2 separate regions of the Homo sapiens genome follow, and region 2 is linked to region 1. Evidence: chromatin contacts called from ENCODE Hi-C or POLR2A ChIA-PET data. All regions are on one chromosome and are shown on one strand. Each heading gives the region's core, a stretch centred on a gene start or an enhancer-like site at or near the end of the contact. The rest is flanking DNA. Distances are from core to core; before and after follow the strand shown.

Region 1 (6,751 bases), core at 2,109-4,608:
CTGGGGTCATAGAAGACTTCCTAAAGAAAGTGATGCCTGAGCGAATCTTGAAGGACCCCCCAAGATTTAGGCAAAGAATAAGAGAGAAGATAATATTTCAGGATGAAGAAGCCACATACACAGATTCATAGGCATGACAGTGTTGCTTCTTCCAAGACCTGCAGTGCAAGCACTCGAATGCACTGAAGCTCATCACAGCTGGACAGAGAGAGGCCAGAAATGTTCAGCTGACATCTAGGCACTGAATGAATGAGGTGATTAAGTTAGCGCTTCGCCCACCCGTATCTTGGAAAATTCTTTTCTACAAGTCAGAAAAAGATAAATAAGATTACTAGAAAGTTTGGCAAGCCAATTAAAGACAGGATGAGTTGTGATACTTGGTTCCAGGAGAAAGATTTACAGGAATAATACTATGTGTAAATATTCTATGTACAAAATTATTCCAATGGGAGAAAACAGCCTCCAAAAATATCTTCATTGTCTCTGAACTATAAGTAAAATCATTTTAAGAAATTAATGTAAGATGAATGGAATGGTAATTACGTACAAGTTGCAAATTTTCCATGTAGATCTAAAATCAAGTAATTCTGAGAACTTGCTATCAACAAACTGAGGATCAAATATTAAGATTGACTTTATTATAGCATAAAAACATTAAATATAAAGAAATCTCCCATACTATTTGGATTCTCATACTTTTTCTTTAGAAAGTGTTTAAACTGCAGCCGGACGCAGTGGCTCATGCCTGTAATCCCAGCACTATGGGAGGCCGAGGCAGGCGGATCACGAGGTCAGAAGATTGAGACCTTCCTGGCTAACACAGTGAAACCCCATCTCTACTAAAAGTACAAAAAAATTAGCTGGGCATGGTGGCGGGTGCCTGTAGTCCCAGCTGCTGGGGAGGCTGAGGCAGGAGAATGGTGTGAAACCGGGAGGCAGGGCTTGCAGTGAGCCAAGATGGTGCCACTGCACTCCAGCCTGGGTGACAGAGCAAGACTCTGTCTCAAAAAAAAAAAAAAAAAAAGAAACGAAGTGTTTAAACTGCAATAATTTTATTAAAATATATTCAAATTAAAATGAAATTTGAAGATTGAAAAATGTTTCAATAACTTTGTTTACTATTGGTAATGTATTTCCTGACTAGGAAAAAAATGAACATTAAAAATTAACTCTTTTAGTAAATCGATTTAGAAAATCAAGGCAAAAAAATATATATACGTATAAATACATATATGTGTACATGTACACATATATATGTACATGTACATATATATGTGTACATGTACATATATGTGTGTCCATATATGTGTATGTGTACATATATGTGTCCATATATGTGTATGTGTACATATATGTGTCCATATATGTGTATGTGTACATATATGTGTGTACATATATGTGTATGTGTATGTGTACATATATATGTGTACCTATATGTGTATATATGTGTACATATATATGTGTATATATACGTATATATGTGTACATATATATGTGTATATATACGTATATATGTGTACATATATATGTGTATATATACGTATATATGTGTACATATATATGTGTATATATACGTATATATGTGTACATATATATGTGTATATATACGTATATGTGTACATATATATGTGTATATATACGTATATATGTACTGGAGTGCAGTGGCGCAATCTCCACTCACTGCAACCTCTGTCTCCTGGGTTCAAGCAATTCTCCTGCCTCAGCCTCCTGAGTAGCTGGGATTATAGGCATGTGCCACCATGCTCAGCTAATTTTTGTATTTTTAGTAAAGACAGGGTTTCACTAGGTTGGCCAGGCTGGTCTCAAACTCCTGACCTCAGGTCATCCACCTGCCTTGGCCTCCCAAAGTGCCAGGATTACAGGCATGAGCCACTGTGCCCGGCCGACTTCCAGTTTCTGAAAGCATAATCACATCTTCCACAAACTGGAACACTCAACAAATTGATCTGATCAGGAATGGGAACTAACAATAATGATAGCTATCATTTTATTAAGTGCCACCATGTGGTAACCATGGTGCTGGGAACTTTAGCCATTCATTTATTTTTCACCTCTTTGTTCATTGATTTTTTAAGAAAATTCATTTATTCACCAAATATTTAACAGAGTTCTTACAATGAGGCAAGCATTATTCTAGGCACAGTACCCAAGAGTAAGAGAACATCAGGCTCCTCAAGTTTAGTCTAGTGAAGAGACATAGATATGAATCAAATGAAGTGCAGAGAATTATAATTGTAAAAGTTGTAATAAATACTCTGGTGAAAAAGGACCAGGGGCAAGGAGAACATATAACTGGATGTATGTAGCTGAACCAATCTGTAGCAGGAGTAGGATGTGGTCAAAGAAGTGTTCCCTGAGAAAGTGATGCTTGAACCAAGATTTGAGTGAAAAGTAGGGCTTAGAACTAAAGGAAGTGGAAATAAGACCACAGACCTAGATAATTTTGAAACATGAATTTTGGTGGTCGTGTAAAATGTGTATATAGGAGGAAATGAGACAGATTGGCCATGAGTCACCAACTGAAGACTATTCATACATCAGTTCTTAAGCCACCAATTTTATGGGTTCCCTTTTATAGATGAGAATAATTCAAGGTCCCTCAACACTGCCAGATACAGTTTTATAAATCAGAGAGGAGGAAGGCATTTGAACTCATAAGTAAACCAACTTCAAAGGGCTAATAAATGAAAATATACACTTGAAAAGTGATTTGGGTATTTGCATTTGAAAATTAGGGAGAGAAGCAGTAAATTAAGTCATATACATTTGAAAATAAATTCAAATATATATTTTGAAACAGTGGAAGTTGCAGCAAATTTTAAAAGTTATACATTTGAAAGGAGATTGGAAAAGAAAGCAAGACACAGAATGATTTTGAGGAAGGAAATCAGTAAAGATATTTTTTGTTTTGATTTAACTTCAGTTCTGAGATACTGTAAGTAGCAAGTATTCTATTGAGGGCTGTAATAGGGAAATGAATGTCTTTTGTTTTTTCTCCTCAAACATAAAAAGTTGAACTTGTGTAGACATTTCATAGGAATAAGTTCTGTGCAAATGGAAAAAGTGAAATATAAAGATGCATTTTGATTATTTTTACACTTTCTTCAGAATAGAGATATTTGAATCTTGTGAATCACAAACTGTAAAAGGCAGCAAGTTTTTATTTTAGTAAATTATTATGTATCTTTGAAAACGGGGATGGAAACTCTGTAGGTCACAATGTGAGGCTGTTATCAGTCTGTCCACAAGGAAGCAGTAAGCTCCTCAGCTCAGAGTTAAGGCTGCCACAAGAGATGAATGGGCAGCTCAGCTCTCCAGCAGTTGCTGTATTATAAACACAGTGAAATAATCACAGAGACAAAAAGGACTTTAAGGATTCACTCAAGTATGCTCTTTGGCAGTAAGCTGTGACTAGGGCCCACTGGGAAACAGCTGCTGATGACAGCCCAGTCTGGCAGCCCCTGCGAGAGGTGGAGTTGCTTTTGCGGAGCAAATTTGGGCTTCAAGCTAATCATGATTCAAGCGGGCATTGAAAAAAACAATCACAGGTGCCTCATAGAGAGCCTTGTTGCCATGCGACTCTATTATGTCAAGAAAATAAATAATGATAAATAATAAGATCATACCAGCTGCCACTTATTGGACATTTAAAATATGCTAGGCACTGAGCTATGTGATTGCAGATTGTCTCCACTTGGGACTACTTCACTTGGGCTGACAAAACAGAACCACCTAGAGAGCTGTGCCTCCATCAGTCCTCTGCCTGAGGCAGGGATCACCATCTCTTTTCATGAGAAACCTAAAAGGTTTCCAGTCCTTTCGTTACAGTCCATTTTACCAATGAACTACATTTTAAACCAATGCCCTTTGTATAGAGTTGGATATGAGGTTGTTTCCAATCTTGTAACTCCTAAGAATGTTACAGAGAATATCTTTGCACATACCGTATTTCCCAGTGTGACTACATCTGTAGGATTCACACTTACAAGTGAAAATGCTGGGTCACTTTTTTAAGTCTCTAAAGATCCTTGCAAATAGTCCTCTACGTAGGGTGAATGGATTTACTCTCCCACAAGCAATGCATGACAGATCCTGTCCCACCCCCACAACTTCTCAATATATAGTGATGACAATAATAGCAGCCACATGTTGGTATCTACTACTTTCTAGGCGCTATTCTAAATGATTTATATACATTAAGTCACTTAATCCTCACAGAACTCTAAGAGATAAGTACTATTATTTCATTACCACTTTATAGATGAGGAAACTGAGGCAAATAGAGATTAATACATTTGCCCAAGGTGACACAACTAGTCACGCAGGCAGGCTTTTAATTTAGGGTTCGTGCTTTTAAATCTATGGTTATACTGCTCAAGTTTTATTTTTGCAATCTGATGGATGAAAAGAGGGTACCTCATTGAAGGGTCTATTTGTATTTCTCAGATAATAAGATTGACATTCTTTATGTAATGATTTGCTCTGCCCCCTTCTGGGAATTGGCCATTCCTTTTTGTTTGTTCATTTTTCTACCAGGCTCCTGGGCTTTTACTTATTGACTCATCATACAGTCAAGGCCTTTTGATTTTACTCATGACTTTTGCTCCTAAGTGTTTATTTTTTCTATGCAATATTTTGTTTTTATGTAGTCACATTTATTGATCTTTTCTGGTTTCAGGTTTTTATGTCATACTTAAAATTCTTTCTTCTAAGTTGTTTGTCATTTTTAATTCTAGATATGGGTTTTATTTTACAAACAGCTACCTATTTTTTCTAAAACCATCTGTTGAATATCTTTTTCCTACCTGTTCCAGTCATCACAGCTGCATAACAAACCACCCCAAAATTAGTGGCATAACTGAAAAACCATTAGATAGTCGCATGCCACATAATGGTGTTTTGGTGGATGATGGACCACATATCCAACAGTTGTCCTAGAAGATTATAATGCCCTGTTTTCACTGTACATTTTCTAAGTTTGGATACTCAAATATTTGCCATTATGTTACAGTTGCCTACAGTATTCTGTACACTAACATGCTGTATAGGTTTGTACACACCTAGGTGTGTAATAGGTTGTGCCATCTAGATTTGTGTAAGTACACTCTATGATGTTCGCACAACAATGAAATCACCTAAAGACCCATTTCTCTGAATATCCCCATCATTAAGCAGCACATGATTGTATTATGCTCACAAGTTCTGTGGGTCAGGAATTTAGAAGTGTCACAGCAGGTAAGGCTGTCTCTACTCCACGATATCTGGAGTCCTCAGCTGGGAATACTTGAGGGCTGGGGTGATGGGGATGGAATTATCTGAAGACTTTCTCACTCATTGGTTGATACAGGCTATTACCTAAGACCTGAGCTGGGGCTATCAGCCACAATGCTTATTTGTGGTCTCTCTATGTGTCTGCTTGGGCTTCCTCAAAACATGGTGCCTGGGTTCACTTCCTCCCAAGAGTCAAGTGATAGGTACCACATTTAGACCTAGCCTCTAAAGTCACATAGTGTCACCTCCACATTTGTCACAAAGCCCATGCAAAGTCAAGAAAATGAAACACAAAGTTAACTTGTAGGAGTGAGAAGTGTCAAAATCAGATCATACAAAGAAAATTGCAAGCATCTTTGGAAAATATTATATATTTCTTTTATCATGTACTGAATTGTATTTGTGCTGAAGACTATTTTGAGGTTCTCTACTGACATATTTACATAACTGAACCACATTGTTTAATTATTACAGCCTTGTAACATATTTAATGTATGCTACATCTACTCTTCCTTCATTATAATTCTTTTCCCGAAGTGTTTCTAGCAAGTTTTACCTTTTCGTTTTTCCTTATGAACTTAGAATAAACTGACATAATTAAAATATCATGTTAGTATTTTGATTTGGATCACCTTAAATACATAAATTAACAAAAATAATTTTTATCTTTTTGATTTATCACCTTTGGAATATGGTAAGAAACAAACTCATTATTCTGAGAATTGATACATAAATGGAATAAATAAAGCATTTATCTTATTCTTCCTATTTGAATAGTACCTCAGGATAACCAAATAATTGATGAGAGACTATTATTCTTTGTATCAAAATTCAGCTAATAAATAACAAAAGAGTGATAGAATTGGAATACCATCTGTTTACAACCCCTAATGCAATAACAGATCTGGGCAATGATCATCTGTGACTGTTGAAACCGTTAGGTGAAAGCCTGATATGTGACATTAAAATGGATGTAGACCAAGCTGTTAAGAGCTTTGTTGACTATTCCTTTTTCATACTCCTGAAATCCTTGGGTTATATCGTCCTTTCCTTCTTTCCTGATTATTCTCTTGTGTTCTTCTGATCACCGCCGATTATTAACAGATATCACTTATATCTTGCCCACAGAATTTCTTCATACTCTAACTCCTACCATGATCATGGGCAATGCTAATGTTCATGGTCATGATGTTCCTTTACCTGCTAAATCTGAGAATCTTTCTGCTCACTCTTCTCAGCAGGTCACGGCTCCACTCTGGATCTAATATCCACCTGGAACTGCCTACCCTCTGAAAATATAAACTTCAATACTCTAGTTTCTGACCAGAGCCACTTATTCTTTCAGCCAACCTGCATTTCCACTACTCCTGTTCTTTAACATGATCTTGAATTCTTTTCTTTTATCCCAGTCTATCACATCCAACATCCATCATGTCTCTTTTTTTTTAAGAGACAGGGA
Region 2 (6,751 bases), core at 2,953-5,452, 110 kb before region 1:
TCTAGCACTTGAAAACTACGGAGGCAAAGAATAATTACTGTGAAATTGTCCTCTGGCTGTATTTCTGTAACTTGTTATTCCTTAGCTGTCTTAAGTGGATGTTTGGTATGACTGTACCTTTGGTTTTCATTCATCTGGACATTTTTTACTGAGCAACTCCGATGTGCCAGACATTATGCTAGAAATAACAGATGGTTTTGGAGACATGACTGATATGGTTTGGATGGTTTTTTCCCCTCCAAATCTCATGTTGAAATGTGATATTCGATGCCAGAGTTGGGCCTGGTGGGAGGTGTTTTGGTCATGGGGGTGGATCCCTCATGAATGGCTCTGTCCTTGTGCTAATGAATTCTCACCTTAAGAGTTCACACAAGACCTAGTGTTTAAAAGAGCCTGACACCTCCTCCCTCTCTCTCTTGCTCCTTCTCTTTCCATGTGACATGCTGGCTCACCCTTTGCCTTCTGCCATGATTGGAAGCTTTCTGGGGCCTCACAAGAAGCCAAGCAGATGCTGGTGCCATGCTTACATAGCCTGCAGAACTGTGAAGCAAATAAACCTCTTTTCTTTTTAGATTACCAAGTTGTGGGTATTCCTGTATGGCAATGCAAACAGACAAACACAATGACGATAAACATATGAAAAGGAAACTATCTTTGTAAGAAATATATGCCAACTTGGTGTGGGTCTGTGTCCCTACCCAACTCTCATGTCAAATTGCAATTCTCACTGTTAGAGGAGGGGCCGGAGGGGAGGTGACTGGATCATGGGGGTAGACTTCCCCTTGTTCTCATGATAATAAGTGAGTTCTTATGAGATCTGGTTTGAAAGTATGTAGCCCATCCCCTTATGCTCTTGCTCTCTCCTGCTGGCCATGTGAATACGTGCTTCCTTCCCCTTCACCTTCTGCCATGATTGTAAGTTTTCTGAGGTCTCTCAAGAAGCAGAAGCCTGTGCAGCCTGCAGAACTGTGGGCCAATTAAACAACCTCTTTTCTTTATAAATTACCCAGTCTCAGGTATATCTTTATAGCAGTGTGAGAATGGACTAATACAGATGCTAAAATGCCGAATGAGAGTTACAGTCACTGAAAAAAACAATCCCACAGTATTGAGCTCTCACCCTGTGAAACTGCCTTTGCAAAGATTATGACAGTGAGAGAAATCTAACGTGGCTGACTCTGTCTTGCTTCTAGCCTCACAGGCTGGCTGTCTTCACTCAATCCAGTGAAGCAAATTTGTGACTTCCTCAATTGTCTCTATAGATAATGTCACTATTGTAGAACCTAAGATTGATATTTTGATACATTTTTCTGATTTTTGCATTCTGGCAATTGACTTCACCTGGACCCATGACTCATGACTTAACCAATCCTGTGGTCTCCCACTCAGAGGTGGACTCAATGCATGAGGACTGTTTTCACACCCCTATAATTGCCTCCCCAACCAATCAGCAGTACCCATTCCCCAGTCCCATGCCTACTAAGCTATCCTTGAAAAACCCTAACCTCTGAGCCATGTAGCTAGATTAACATTAACTAAATGCTTTCTTTACTACAATGTCACAATCTCAGTGAATTGGTTTTGTCTAGTCAGTGGGCAGGAAGAACCCATCAGGTGATTACACTTGTGAAACAGCACACTTGGGACACATAAATCTCATCAGGGTTACAGTTTTCAGGAATATGCTCAAAGTATACAGTCTAAGCAAATGTAACTGATGTTAACCTAAAAGAAAAAACTGAAGGAAACTTAATATAAGCAGAGTTTATTTGGGCCAGTTTTGAGAATTGTAACCCAGAGGGATGGATTCAAGTTTGCCCTGAATGTGTGCTCCAATTAGCAGCAGTTACAAGTGAGTTTTTAAAGGAAAAAAGAGGCAGTTCCTAAATTGTTTACCAAGAAGTTACATCAACGTAACATAAGCTTGCTATACATTGTTACAACATAACTTGCTATACATTGTTCTTTGCATCACAAACTCCAGGCATGTGAGGATAATGAGTGAGGCAGCTAATAAGGAATGAAATGACTTTAAACAACTGCCCCTAGGCATGGCGGGAGGTGGGTGGTAAGAATAAAGTCTCACACTCACATCTCTCTGGGCCTAATAAATTCTACATGCCTCACACAGCTCAGGCTGCCCTGAGCTATTTTTCTTTTCTTACAGGATCACAGGCTGGGAAATGTTTAGGTGGCGCAGCTTCTCTGGGCTTCCCAGTTTCCTTAAGAGGTTGGTGTTCTCTGTAGGATAAGATCCCGCCAGGTCCCTGGAAACCCCAAGTGGAAGCTAACAATCCTCTTATACCTATAACCACACCACTTTGAAATTATTTTATTTCGTGTTAAGCTTGCAAAGACTGCTTTTAGCAAGTTGTGTATTTGGATTTGGAGTCTGGGTCCTGGGTAAAATTTCTTAATAGGCCACGGTGCCATCTACCAACACTGTGTATGGGTTATGGAATAATCAACTGCATTACACATCTGTAGTTGTATTGCAACCATAATACATAACAAGAACTAGACTGAGGGCATGTACTGTCTGTTACCACCAATGTTGGGAAAGTCTGACCACATAAACAATGGATCCTAAGGATATGGCTTTGGGCTGGACCTTGAAATAAAGGTAAAACATTGACAAGAGAGCACCAAGGGGGCAGGCATTCCACCTGCCCTGTTCTCCAACTTACCCCTAATGCCTGACACAGAGTAAGCTCAGCTTTGAAATCTACTGTCAACCCTGAGCTGGGAAAATCTATTCCAGTGCCAATATCTTAAAGTGTGCTGTTGAGTAAACCTGTAGAGATAGCTTATGAACAAGTACACAGACAAAAGACCCATAGATTTACCATCTTGTTTCTGTTTGGACCTTAGTACAAGTGGTTAACTCTCCAGACAGTAACATTGTGTCAAGATATAGAATATAACAGAGAATCCAAAATTGTAGGTGTCATAAGAATTTTTTTTTTTTTTTTTTTTTTTTTTTTTTTTTGCGATGGAGTCTTGCTCTGTCACCCAGGCTGGAGTGCAGTGGCGCCATCTCGGCTCAGTGCAAGCTCCGCCTCCCGGGTTCATGCCATTCTCCTGCCTCAGCCTCCCGAGCAGCTGGGACTACAGGCACCTGCCACCACGCCTGGCTAATTTTGTGTGTGTGTGTGTGTGTGTGTGTGTGTGTGTGTGTGTGTGTGTGTGTTTAGTAGAGATGGGGTTTCACCATATTAGCCAGGATGGTCTTGATCTCCTGACCTCGTGATCCACCCGCCTTGGCCTCCCAAAGTGCTGGGATTACAGGCGTGAGCCACCGTGCCCAGCCAGTGATTTTTTAAACTATAAAAATTTGAACAAGATCCATTCATTGGACTGAGAAAATTTCAGTCTAATTTAAAATCCTTTAGAATTTTTAGTTAAGTTATAAACTTTCGGTTCAGAGATCCCTGTTTTATTTCCTTTATGTCACAGCCAGCATAATGCCATCTAAGTAAATGCATACATTTTTTAACAGTGAAAAATATCTAAACATTGTGGGGCAAAATTATGAGACACTGTATGAGACACTGTAAAAAATTTATTTCCTATATATTTCTTCAATTATTTTGTATCTCTACTATGTGAAAGCCAAAGTATATTCCATTCTGAGTTCTGAATTTCTGATATATCATTTAAAATGTCATTTTAATTAAAATCCTAAAACTATCCCTTGAATCGAGAAGTTACAGGCAAGTAAAAAGTTAAATTTAAAACAACAGCATTGAGTAGGATGAAAGAGGCTTCTTTTATATTCCTTCCTTTTGACATCCCATGAGTATAATGCCTCTTCCAAGGATTCTTCCATTTCTAGTAGATTAAAATGTATTTCACATATCTGTTTTCTGGTATGAATATGATTTCTAGTAAACATTTTTTTGTTCAATCACTATAATGGAGAGGATAAATACAAAAATTTCACATTAAAAGAATCTATAGAAGTTCCAAGTCTGGTTCCAGACCATTCTAAATACTAAAGAATATATATGCCTGTCATTTGTTTTTACCTGGAAGTATGACTAAATATAATTAAAATACCAAGAACAAGGATATAGGTCACAGATCAGAAGTGTTTACTCTATGAACCTGAAATGAACTTTGGATTCTTTTGCCTTTCAGCATTACAGCTGTGGTTAACTGTCAACAACCCTCGGACTCAGTTTCATGTCTGCAGAGAAGCACCATCGCCCATGATCCTACCCATCCTCCACACACAAAGCCACAAAGGAAAGCAGCCAGAGTTCTGTACGTATGTTTTATTTGAACATCCACATTTCTTAGCTTAGAGACAATTATATTCCGTACACTTTTCTTCTCTCTCTCTTACAATATTTAGACTGGCCAAAAACCAGGGAAAATGTCCTTGGACTGCAGTCATTATAAAATTTTACTTAATGCTTATGAAAGCACTCATGTGAAAAGCTTCAGCATGAAGTGTAATCACCACATTCAGTTTCAAAGTTCAAATGCCCATTCCTATGATGGGTAAACACCTACCATAGCGCAAAGAAGGAGAGTGATTGTGGGTAATGACAGAGGAGGAAAAGTGAAGGGGGTAACAGCTTCTCCCAGAGGAGGGGGTGGTCCCTGTTCCATGCCCATCTTGTCTCCTTAAACAGGAACAGCCAACAGGCCTACCAGTCCTTGTACTCTATGCAGCTACTTCCCCTGCTGGAAATGAGCAGCTGCCTTCTTCTCCCTAAGGTTTGTCCTCTTTTATCTGATTCTTGGAAACGTTTTTTTAAGTTTTGCCAGGTTCTTTGTTCTTTCATGAATGAACTGATGGAAATTTTCTATGGAAGTTACTTACCTCACTTAAGAAGCACACAGCAGCTCTCGCCTATAATCCTAGCACTTTGGGAGGCCAAGGCGGGGGGATTGTCTGAGCTCAGGAGATCAAGACCAGCCTGAGCAACACAGTGAAACCCCATCTCCACTAAAATACAAAAAGCCAGGTGTGGCATGCGCCTATAATCCCAGCTACTCAGGAGGCTGAGGCAGGAGAATTGCTAGAACCCCGGAGGTGGAGGTTGCAGTGAGCCGAGATCATGCCACTGCAGTCTAGCCTGGGCCACAGAGCGAGACTCTGTCTCAAAAAAAAAAAAAAGGACTGATGTGAGGCATGACAGTAGAAATCAGGATAGGCTGGAGGCAGTGGCTCGAGCCTGTAATCCCAGCACTTTGGGAGGCCGAGGCGGGCAGATCACAAGGTCAGGAGATCGAGACCATCCTGGCTAACACGGTGAAACTCCATTCTCTACTAAAAATACAAAAAATTAGCCAGGCGTGACGGCAGGTGCCTGTAGTCCCAGTTACTCGGGAGGCTGAGCCAGGAGAATGGCGTGAACCTGGGAGGCGGAGCTTGCAGTGAGCCAAGATCTTGCCACTGCACTCCAGCCTGGGTGACAGAGCATCTCAAAAAAAAAAAAAAAAAAAAAAAAAAAAAAGAAATCAAGATAAATAAAGGTTTCACTTTGCATTTGAAAAGCTAAGAACAGCCTTTATTGGAGAAAGTAGGATAAAGACATTTCCATATATGTTCATGGGAATTTACCATTCAAATTTACCATTCAAACTGGGGGAGTAGAGATCAGTCACTTTTGCCATCTTATCTGTTTAAAACTCTTTCAAGAAAAGAAAAGAAAGGAGGAGTCTCTTTCAAGAAAAGAAAAAAAGGAATACTGTGTAAGAACCACAGAAAAAAAGCTAAGTAGGAGCAGATGTGGGTGCTCTTTCCTTAACAGTCAGCATAGAATGTAGAGACTGACATTTTCTTTAAGAACAGATTATTATAACTAAGCAAGAAAAAGTATGTGTACATAAGTTGGTCACAGTGACACTTGTAGAAAATATAAGTAGCTGTAAATGGGAAAATGTCAAAAATGTTCCATCCAAGGAATGTTAGAAGGTCCCTTCTTTGCCTTGCTCATCTGAAAAGTTCCAATTCACCCTACAAGCCTTAGCCCCAAGGCTGGGAAGCCACTGCCTCTACTACCAAGAAGCATCCAGTGTCTCTTTTGTGCAGCCTGGCACCCCTCCTGTGGCTTCATGATAACATCTATCACTCTTTAGGGATCATTTACACTTCTGCTGTCTCTTCTCCCTAAGACAGAGAAAATTGTCACTTGTTCTTTTTTGTATTCTTGGCGTCCAGCAAAGGGAACAGACATCTATCCATTTAATTAAGCTCTGCTAAGATGCTTTGAGTTAAATTGTGTATGTTTGTGTGCTGGAAAAATATGTAAAAATCAGTGAGACACTTCTACAAAGGCAGAGTAGACATCCTTCTGCTAAATGCATATAAAAATCCTGGATATTATATTAAAACACAGCAAGACTCTGAATAGTAGACAGAAAATAGGCTAGGAACATTGGGGCCCAAGTAACAACACTGTGATGAGTTCCCTACATTTTCTTTTCAGCTCATATATTTCCAACTTGGAGCTGAAAAAGTCAGCAACCTGGAAATGTCAATAAATGCAGGGGAAAAAAAAGCCCTAAGAGAGTCCTGCTCTCTCCTGCCAAAGGACCAGAAAAGGGTAGCCAAGCAAGGGTAAAAAAGGCTGTACTCCAACCAAACACCATGGAAAAACACCATGGCCCCACCCATACCAGCAAATGCTGAGTGGGGAGTCCAGACTTACACTCTCACCAAGCTGTAAAGAGGTGCCCCAACTCCCTGACTTTTGTATTCTTGGTATCCAGCAAAGGGAACAGGCATCTATCCATT

What was found. Hi-C counts contacts between places; a loop is a spot of excess contacts on that map. ChIA-PET counts read pairs that join two places held with the same protein, here RNA polymerase II (POLR2A). Pooled maps may share reads with other maps.
Region 2: a loop to region 1 is called in a map of IMR-90, with 2.1 times the contacts of the local background. The contact joins two enhancer-like sites. A Hi-C loop is called at or near these places in 3 of 168 maps with a recorded cell type or tissue (IMR-90, ascending aorta and pancreas) and 10 of 50 pooled maps. POLR2A ChIA-PET finds 5 or more read pairs at or near these places in 1 of 52 experiments (HEK293).

The regions. Positions count from the first base shown.
Region 1 is chr6:131,785,123-131,791,873 of GRCh38, reverse strand. No RefSeq gene overlaps it. Among named protein-coding and RNA genes, the nearest start is that of MIR548H5, 3.7 kb to the left of the region's middle. Within about 2 kb of position 3,358, at least 4 of the 41 ENCODE cell types and tissues checked have a DNase peak (open chromatin) inside an H3K27ac peak, as active enhancers do.
Region 2 is chr6:131,892,667-131,899,417 of GRCh38, reverse strand. ENPP1 (ectonucleotide pyrophosphatase/phosphodiesterase 1) reads right to left here. Exons shown (of 25, transcript NM_006208.3): 25 at 4,263-6,751. Among named protein-coding and RNA genes, the nearest start is that of CCN2-AS1, 5.9 kb to the left of the region's middle. RefSeq lists a cis regulatory region at 4,114-4,127 and an enhancer at 4,049-4,193. Within about 2 kb of position 4,202, at least 4 of the 41 ENCODE cell types and tissues checked have a DNase peak (open chromatin) inside an H3K27ac peak, as active enhancers do.